Regions from separate parts of the Homo sapiens genome. Here region 1 is linked to region 2. A link is a loop called in an ENCODE intact Hi-C map of the cell type or tissue named here. Cell type or tissue: A673. All regions are shown on one strand.

The links. Hi-C counts contacts between places; a loop is a spot of excess contacts. Peaks named below come from ENCODE experiments on the same cell type or tissue, not always from the same donor. Only the 100,000 strongest peaks of a DNase experiment are listed, where the experiment ranks them.
Region 1: a loop joins it to region 2, with 2.4 times the contacts of the local background. A loop is called at or near these places in 2 of 110 quality-filtered maps.

Annotation. Positions count from the first base shown.
Region 1 is chr10:129,158,545-129,163,544 of GRCh38, forward strand. No RefSeq gene overlaps it. Among named protein-coding and RNA genes, the nearest start is that of LINC02667, 250 kb to the left of the region's middle. In A673, no CTCF peak of the experiment used is centred here; a DNase peak (open chromatin) is centred at 2,817; H3K27ac peaks cover 654 bases.
Region 2 is chr10:129,326,717-129,331,716 of GRCh38, forward strand. No RefSeq gene overlaps it. Among named protein-coding and RNA genes, the nearest start is that of MGMT, 140 kb to the right of the region's middle. In A673, no CTCF peak of the experiment used is centred here; a DNase peak (open chromatin) is centred at 2,035; H3K27ac peaks cover 4,013 bases.

The DNA.
Region 1 (5,000 bases), 170 kb before region 2:
TGAGGAGACATGTCAGTGGCCATATTTGCAGGAAGCTGTTGGTTGGAGAGGCAGAGTCGGGGAGATCCTGTTAGAAGCAGGCTTGCAGTTGTTGCTTTCTTTGGTTGGAAAGAGGTAATTGCCAAAAAGATTTATCATCTTAAGGAAATCTGCTGATAATAAAGGAGAAGTCTGTCTGCCAGGATGCTGCCCTGGTCCTTACCAACATTAAACTTCTTTAAAAGGCTGGCCCATGAATAGTTCACCTCCTTCCAAGATGAGTAATAATTTTTAAAAATGGATAAGCAAATAAGCACAGAATATATTTAAATTGCTACTTGAAAAGGAATAAAATGAACAGGAAAACAAATGGTAAGTAAAGAACACTGACTAGAAAGAAGTTTCTGTGGAGCAGATGAAAATTGGTACCAAATATGCCGCACTAATTTTTTAAAAATTTAATGAGATAATCACTTATTTAATGTAAAATCTCAAAGTGGAGCTACAGGAGTTTAAAAAATACATTGACTGCCAACAGTAGGAGAAGAAATAAGAGGAAAACTAAGAGTGGGTGAAAAAATAAAACCATCACAGAAATGAAGACCACCTTGACCAAACCGCAGTCAGGAATGTGCATTTCTGGCAACACAGGAAGAGACATGGAGGACAGGACTGAGGAACGGAGCAAAGAAAGTGGAAATAAGGAAACGTGGGCCAAAAAGTAGAGGGAAAAATAATGCCTAGATAAGACAGAAATAAGATAGGCAACAAACACATAAATGGTATCCCTGAAGCAGAGCACTGAAAAACTGAAACAGAAAAGGAAAACAAACCTTTGAGATATAATTTAAGAAAACTTTTCAGAAATAAAAGGCAACTTGAATCTATGGATTGAAAGCATATGCTATGGACCAAGAAAAATGATATGAGCAATCAATACTGAGTCACATGCTAGTGAAGCTGTTGATCCTCCAAAAGAAGAAAGAATCCTTTGGGGACATAGAGGATTAATCAGCTCTAAGTGCCGGGTAGTGCAAGAACACAATGAACGGCCACCTGAAACCCCTGGGAGAGAGGGTAGTAGCCCAAGAATTTTGTACCTGGCCAAACAATAATCCAACTATTAAAGGAAACAAATGTGCCAGAACTCAATAAATATAATACCTATAAGCCCTTCTTATAGAAACAACTAGAGGGCACATCTCAGCCTAGCCCAAAGTAAATGGAACAACCATCAGCCAAGGACTCTTCATGAGCATCAGACCCACTTATCAGGAGCATTAAACTGTGACAACACTGGGAATTTTGATAAAAGAAAAAAATACAAATATGTATAGGTATATGTATTTTCTAACTGTACATATGTACATGTATGTCTAATTCTACATTATATAAAAAACAGCTTCAACAGTTGGGTAGTGATGAGGAAGAGTGGATTTAGAAATACTGTAAGTTCCCAATTTTTCTCATCTTTACATAAGGAGAACAAAGATGTAAATTTTAAAGATGATAAATCAAGTAATACATGTAAAAGCATATATAAATGTACAAATGCAATAAACACCAGGAAAATAATATAATTTATATTTATAATCTAATATAAATACATTATAATAAATGTATAATTTCTATTATCATTTATAATAGAAATTATGTTATATGTTATGTATGTTACATATAATTTATATTATATATATCATATTATATAATTTATTGTATATAAATTATATATAAATGTCATGTATATATTATATATAAATTTTATATAATAAATTATATAATGTCATTTATATATTATATAAATTTTATAATATATTATAATACATAAATTATATATAACTACATATTATATAGTATTATATGTTATAACATATATATTATTGTATATTATAAATTATAACAAATTTATATAGAATATAATTCTATTCTATATAGATTATACTATTAATAATTATACTATTAATATAATAATATTTATATAAAATTATAATATAATTTATATATCATGTAACTTTGGCTGGGCTTAGATGTGCCCAGTTGTTTCTATAAGGATTTATATTTATCTTATTTTTTGAGTTCTTGCATGTTTGTTTCCTTTAATACTTGATCTATTGTTTGGCCAGGTACAGTAATAATGATATAAAACTGGGTGGTGAGCAGGTGGCAGAGTATAGATGTATACTAGTCATGTCATTGCTTTAATTATTTATAAAAAATATTTAACATTTTTACAAAACAATGAAATAACCCAACTTGAAAAATAGGGAGCAGAGGGAATCCACTTCCCAGGGTTTGGCACCAGCTTTTCACTTTATTCTGTGCCTGAGCCAGTTTTCTTGTGCTGAGGCCACCAGCAGCAACACAGGTTTCTAATGGTGGATCGGTGGCGGCACACTCACTAACATAGGCAACGGCTTTAACATATGACACAGTTACATGCAAAGCTAAATTGCATTAGGTCAGACCGTAAACTACATAAGCCACATTATGTCATTCAGTCCTCACTATAACACTGTGAAGCAGATATTGTTTTATGTCCCATTGCTGAGAAAAGGAAAACTTTGGAAGATTACTAGGCACACACAGAAAATTGCGAAGCTGGGACTTGAACTTGAGTCTCACTAGCTGCAAAGTGTGTGCTCTCAAACTGAAGGAGACCTTACTTTAAACAGGAATTGAGTTTTTTATGATGCCCAAAGAATATTTGCATATTACTGACATCAAATTACAAAAGGAGATCATTATTAACCTAGCTTCTCAGTCTGGAATGTCCCTTCCCCTCAGGCTTTGTCAATTTAAATGTTTCTCATTCAAGGCATGACTCACACATCACATCCTCCCCACCCCAGGAATTGCTGAGGTTGGCTTCCCCTGAGCTGCCACAGTTCAGCACCCACGTGTAACAGGGCTGTCATTCGGCCATCTAATGTCATTTAGGCACCAGGCACTGTGCCTTGTCCAAATAAATGGTAATTGACAATTCAGAAATGATATTAAATTTCAACATTAGCTTTACAAATTGACACTTTTATCGTCTTTGGACCACTTTATCTTAATGTAGATTTTGAGTGTTTTTTTGAGGCAAAAGTCAGGGCACTCCACCCCTCTTCTACTAGGTGAAGAGCAAGCACACAGCTCATATTATGGGCAGTTACCAAAACTAAAAACACAGGCTGGGCACGGTGGCTCACGCCTGTAATCCCGGCACTTTGGGAGGCTGAGGTGGGCGGATCACTTGAGGCCAGAAGTTCGAGACTGGCCTGGCCAACATGGCGAAACTTTGTCTCTACCAAAAAATACAAAAATTAGCCTGGCGTGGTGGTGCATGCCTGTAATCCCAGCTACTCAGGAGACTGAGGCATGAGAATCGCTTGAACCTAGGAGGCAGAGGTTGCAGTGAGCTGGGATCGCACCACTGCAATCCAGCCTGGGTGACAGAGTGAGATTCTGTCTCAATAATAAAAAAATAAATAAATAAAAACACAACTGTGACCTTAAACTTATTTCTGGGGGTAGGGGGAAGGGAATGATGAAAAACAAACTATAGAAAAAGACGGTGATTCAGAAAGTTGCAGAAACAAACACAAATTCTGTGCAGTCTCCATAGGTTTATGATCACATTGAGGATATTAAAAATCTAGAGTCAACTTTCAGTTGTCCAGTGTGTGGAAGGCTCCAATCTGCGACTTCTCCTGTTCATTCAGCAGGAGGTGGGCAAGAGGTAAAAAAAACCCAGCGTGACTGTCTTTTCTACAGTTAATCATCTACTTCCCAGACAAAAAAGAGGCTCCTGACTGTTGACTCTTTAACATTCTCCTTTGATTTTTGCTACCATGAAGGTTTTAGCGGGGAGAGCTACAAGGTTTAGGAAATGCCTTTTAAATTTCCTTTACCCATCTGTATAATCTTCATCTTTATTTCTTTAATCCCCATTGCCTATGCATTAGCACCTCAAAAGCTTATTATTTAGATCAAAGCAGACTTAGGAAGGAGCTAGTCTATCTTGAATTTTATCCAAAAAAAAAAAAAAAAAGGCTACAGTCAAGGTAATTTCACTTTCCCTTTAAATAGCATATTTCACCCATATCCCAAAGACCTGTTTGTTGTTTTTCTTTCAATTAAAGAGCACAGTCCCTTTCTAGAATACATAAGGTATTTTTTTTATGAGTTTCTCAGTTTCCCACTGGCTAGATTCTGGATAGAATGGGAAAAATGCACCTTTATCAACTCAGGAATATTCATGGAGGAAACCTCACCCGTTTAATCTCATCCTTTTCCACAACACGAATTGGGATGGCCTTTGGAAAAAATTTAAGAAGGGGAAACGAACACCTTGAATGCACGCAGGGTGTGCAGGGGTAAACAAGGTTAGACACATTACTATTTTCCTATTGCTGCTGCGGGTCCTGCAGCAGGAACAGAAGGCCTCCGGGAGGAACTTCCTCCTGAAGCCTCTCACCCATTCACCTGGAGGAGCCAGGAGTGGGTTTGGATTCTGTGGAGTTTCTCATCTTCCTCACTTTCCCCCATAGCTTTGAATGTCCATGAAGCGGTTACCCCAAGCTTGGAATAATGGACTCCATGAGTAGAAAGAGCCCTAATTCCAGACAATTTCATGATCTATTCTCAATTCTCCGTTGCTGTTAATTAACCGCGGGGGTCCATGGTTTTGCCCCGTGCTGTGCAGGTGCCTCATGGGACGTCATCCCCGCCACCACTGCTCTGGCACAGTGCTGGGCCCAAGAGCAGAAGAGAAAACACAAAGTGATGGTCAAGATCATTCATCAGAGGAGGAAGCTCAAGAGTCTTAGGAGGGAAACAGACACCTCGTGGTTATAAAGCAGTTCGGCCCGGACATGACTGGGGAGTGGCTGGGTCAAAGAGTAGAGGCCTGATTAAATACTAAAAAATCAAACACCAAAGTTTAGTTGGCCAAAGAATGGCCAAACTAAAACCTTTCCAAGGCATTTTTATGCCAGCCTCTTTCTCTTAGTTAGATCCCTGTTGATGTTGGAGGGGCC
Region 2 (5,000 bases):
CATCCTCTGGCTTACAGAGCATTCACTCACTGTGGATTCAGAAGACTCTTCACATTCATGGGAGCATGTCCCGAGACCCTCACAAACTCCCATCCAGGGACACTGAGGTATATCATTATATCATGTCCAACAAGCTTACTGGCAGTCTACACACAATTGTAGAATGCTCTCCAAACTTCCACTGATGCTTAGCCCTCATCAGCAAGTAATTTCTGCCCTGGATGAAGCATTCACACCCACAGTTTCATAGGTCACTTCTTCTCATGACCGCATTGATTTTCCAGGGGACCCATTCTGGTACTGGGTAGGGGCCACAACCCAGTATTTTGTTCTCCTCTTTCTCCAGAGTTCAATTTCCCAGATATGAATCACCATTTACTTTACTTTCTCTTTATTTCCAGCATTAACAAATAGCTTGTGGTGTGTGTAAGGTGGAAGGGAGGGGTAGCGAATACTTCATCATGAGAAAATGAGTTTGAGCCATTTTCTTGTCTCCTCTTGTCTATGAAGAGAAGAGGAGACCCACACAGCCACATCATAAACCTGCTGGGTGTTATCTGGGCTCATCGATTCAGTATTCACAGCATACAGAATCCATTTTATGGCATACAAAATCTAAATATGTGGCTCAGCAAATTACAAATGACTATATGCCATGAGCCTTCTAGGTTACCTACAAGTAGCCAAAACCACAGAGGTCAAATCACAAATTTCAGTTTATGCTGAATCAGGTCCCCAAACCAGTCCCATGGGCCACTAAAGCCACAAATGTTCAGTTGACTTAACATGACAAAAAGGGTTCTAAGTTCATCTTCTTTTAATTGGGATATGACCCTAGTCTGTTAACATCAGGTACCACAAACCCCAGCTCAGGTGATGTGATTCCTAGACACTGAAATATATTAAGAAGCTTTTGACTGCAAGTAACAGAAAACTCCAATCGAACTGGCTTAAACAACAGTGAAATTTATCTCACAACAAGACTTCCTGAAATAGCTTGGCAGCATACTGGCTAGTTCAGCAACATAACCAAAGATCCAAGGTGTCATCTGCTATCCACAGATCCGCGCCTTTGCAGCCCATCTCGGTTATCCCATGCAGCCAGCAGGACACCCAGCCCAAAACGCACAGGTGCCTCCCTTGAGTCTGCTAACAATTCAGACCCCTCAAGGAGCCACTCAGCTTCTTATGGCCAGAATCGTATGACGTGCCCTTGCCTAAAACCATCCCTAGCTTAGACAGGCCCTGCCGACTGAAATCCATGACATCCATGGAGTAGGTCCCAACTCCCATTTCGCAAGTGAAATTTGAGTCCAGATGTAAATATAAATATGAATATACACATGTCCACCTACTTATGTGTGCACTGAGCTGCAACGTAAGATGAATTTCTTGTATCTGGTTGATGGTCCAGGTAGTATGAGAAGCACTGACTTAGACCAGTCCTGACCTAGACTTAGGGCAGAAGATGTAGCCTGACTTCCCTGAAGCACACAGCCATGTGTGACAGAAGGGAGGCCCAGACAAAGTGAGGTAGGGAAGAAAGCCACAGGAGCAGTAACGGGTAACAAGTAGCAAGTGAGGAAGAGAGTCTCTTGAATGGGGGAGATGCCTGTCACCTGTACAGAGATGCACATGGATTGGATTGAGAGCTAGGCTTTGCGGTGAACAGGGCAATTCCAGGTGCTAATAGAGCTGCCTGTGGGGCCACCTAGATTCTCTGCTGGCTGACATGGACACATTTCCAATGGACAGTGTGAAGCAGATAGAGCAGAGTGTGGATTACAGGCAAAGAAATGCACAGCTGAGTTCATTTAAAAACTAGAAGAAGCATCTACAAGGGCTTTTACCATCTGATGAACAACTAAGCACATCTTAGCCAACTACATCGTTTATTTATTGATTTCCTATGATGTACTTTATGATACTGCTGAAATCATTATGTGGTTTTTAACGCAGTGTGACTCAGGAGACAGGCATGTTGAGGGCTGTCATCACCAAGATGCCTTCTGTCATTGCACCATCCTCTTAACCTGATGTAAGGAAATTCATATTTAGTGGAGAAGGAAATGACTTTGGGTATGTATCATTCAAATCCTCAAGGATTATTGGCTAATTAGGAGCACAGTAATGTAAATTTGCCTTGTGTCAGGTTTTCAGGAACAGTAAAATAACATAATTAAGCAGTGAACAAAGCAGATCATTTAAGCCACTCTTCACTGAAAATGTATATGATGGCTAAATGTATGCATCAGCCTGGCAGCTGGGAAAAAAAATAGCCCACACTGCGGAGGCCAAAAATTGTTTCTAATCGCAGAAGAGAAATTGCATAGATTGACTTAAATATATTGCTATTTCTTACAGGAAGATTTGCATTGAAAATTCCCATTCAATAATTAAATAATTCCCTTACTTAAAGGAAGCAAGAGTTGTTCCTTATGAAAAACATCAAACTGAATTGTATTAATATAAGCAAAGTAAATAGCCAAATAAAACTTGCTAGAAATGGAAACCCTAATAAAATAAGGAAACAAATCTTGAAGTGATACTTCCCAATTTTGACTTTTCTTTGGACTTGCAGCTACATATGCAAAATTACACGTAAAAGTGCATAGCTTCAGCTAAAACGCTTGCCTCCAAATGGCCCAGTTAACTTGGATTTTTAAAATAGAAGCCTCTTGGTCAGGATGCTGATGGACTGTCTCTGTGCATTGAAAAGAACGTATTCCCATCGTACCCAGAAACCTGAGAGAAGGTCATTGCGAGAACTCCAACACACCCTGAAAGACTTGGAAGGGATTCCTGATCAAGGGAATGCATTTCTATTCCGTCATGCTTGCCACTGGAATGAGAAAGGGAGGTTTGACTTAGCCCAGCCAACCGTGGCAAAGAACTGCTGGTCCAGGGTGGGGTCTGGAGCAGGGAGGGCGGCCGGATTAACCCTCCACCATCTCATGAAGCAAAATTCTCTCCACTGCCTCCTCCCCCACTGCTCCCACCCAGGGTTCCGAAACTGCAAGTCAATGTTGTGTTCCCCTCAGTGCTCCAGAAGTGGGGGTGACAAGAATAGAAACAGTGAAGAGAGTCGGCCTTTAGAAAGAAGGGAACACGGCACAGTGACTCACGCCTGTAGTCCCAGCACTTTGGGAGGCCTAGGCAGGTGGATCACTTGAGGTCAGCAGCTCAAGACCAGCCCGGCCAACGTGTTGAAACCCCGTCTCTACTAAAAGTACAAAAATTAACCAGGCGTGGTGGCACGCACCCGTAATCCCAGCTACTCAGGAGGCTGAGACTGGAGAATCACTTGACCCCAGGAGGCAGAGGTTGCAGTGAGCTGAGATCGCGCCACTGCACTCCAGGCTGGGCAACAGCGAGACTCCGTCTCAAAAAAAAAAAAAAAGAATGGGGGGAGAGTGAGAACATGGAGGAGGGAGTTGGCCGTGGGAGAAAGGACAAGGCTCAGATAGATAAGTTAAATAAAATTGTTTTCAAACTTGGTCTGCAAAAGTCAGTGAAAGCATCAATCAGCCAAATATTCACAAGTACTCAGGACTCTGCTTTTGATAAAATATTGGCCACAGTCATTTTGAGAATGCAGCCCGGAAAGCTACTGGTACTGCTTTGGTGCTTAAACAAAAAAAGAATCAGGAAAATCAAGTGCATCTTGATGTTAGCTAAGTTCCCCTTTTTCTTACAAACCAAGGCAAGGGCTGGAAAGTGGCAGCTCTTAGCTAAGTGAATGCGGGGTGCTGCCAGAGATCGGGCCCTACACGCTGATGGCCTGATTTATAACTGCTGTTTTCTATTATAATTCAAGCACCTCCAGGGGCCTTTCCAAGACAAATAAATGATTACAAAGTGCTGTATTGTATCTCAAACCTTCTTTCCTCCCAAATCAAATTCAGTAGCTCTGCCTTGGGAACGTGTGCTCCAAATCGTGATCACTTTCTAAAGTTGTCCACTCATGGCTCCGTAATCAGCTCTCTTGGAGATGCAATTCTGCTGAGTATCACCTGATAGCTCTCCTTCAAAGAAATAACAAAGGGCCCTGTCGCAGGTCAGCAAGGCACTTGGGCAACTCATTCCTTCTTAGGTTCAATGCCTAACATCTTTGTGAGGCCATGATGAGGGTCACCCTTATGAACTCCAAAATGCGAAACAGCAGAAAATGCTCTTTGGGATGAACCACTAACTCAACACTCTCCCAAATAAACAACATATGAGCCACAGGAATTTTATTCAAGAGGTAAATGTGAATCTTCCCTTAATGACTTTGAAAACCCAATTAAGGATTAACACGCTGCAGAGGTAACATGCAATAAATCCAACACTATACGATTTTTAAGATTTCAGATTGAGTGTCTCTTCTCTGGACCTTTTCTAACATAAATTTTGCCTTCGATATTTACCGTCCTTTGAAAAGTGGGTCACTATGTTCACCTGCCACTGTATGATCAGAAGAACTGAAGAAAACACTCATTAGGTTGACAAAATATCCCATATATCCGTGTCAGTTAAAAGGGGAAAAAAATCACCAAGATCTTCCCTGTGCCACCTTTCAGGATTCCTGACATCTGTCATAAAACTCAGGCCATATGTCTTTTCCTTCCATTAAGGGGAGTCGCCACACAACCAGAGCTAAGGTCGTGTCAAAAAGAATTATTGACTTATAAGCATATCTTCCCCCACCCTGCTAATGACTTCCACAAATATACCCACTGATCGTCTTTTTTTATGTGCTTTCCAGAAATTACTGGGAGACCCAGGGGGCCATTTGGGGGTTCTATGCTTAGGGATTTGACAGGTAATGTTAATGAGACTCACACCCATATTTATTTCAGGATTTATTTATTTAGAGTGGAGTGTTCTGGTCGCGTGAGCCTTGCTGAACTGGCAATGAGAGGAGAAGGGAGGAAGGAAGGAGAGGGACGGCGGGGGGGAGGGCCGAGGGATCGCAGTCTAGAAGGCCTCTATAAAGCAGCCTCCAAGAGCACCGTTTA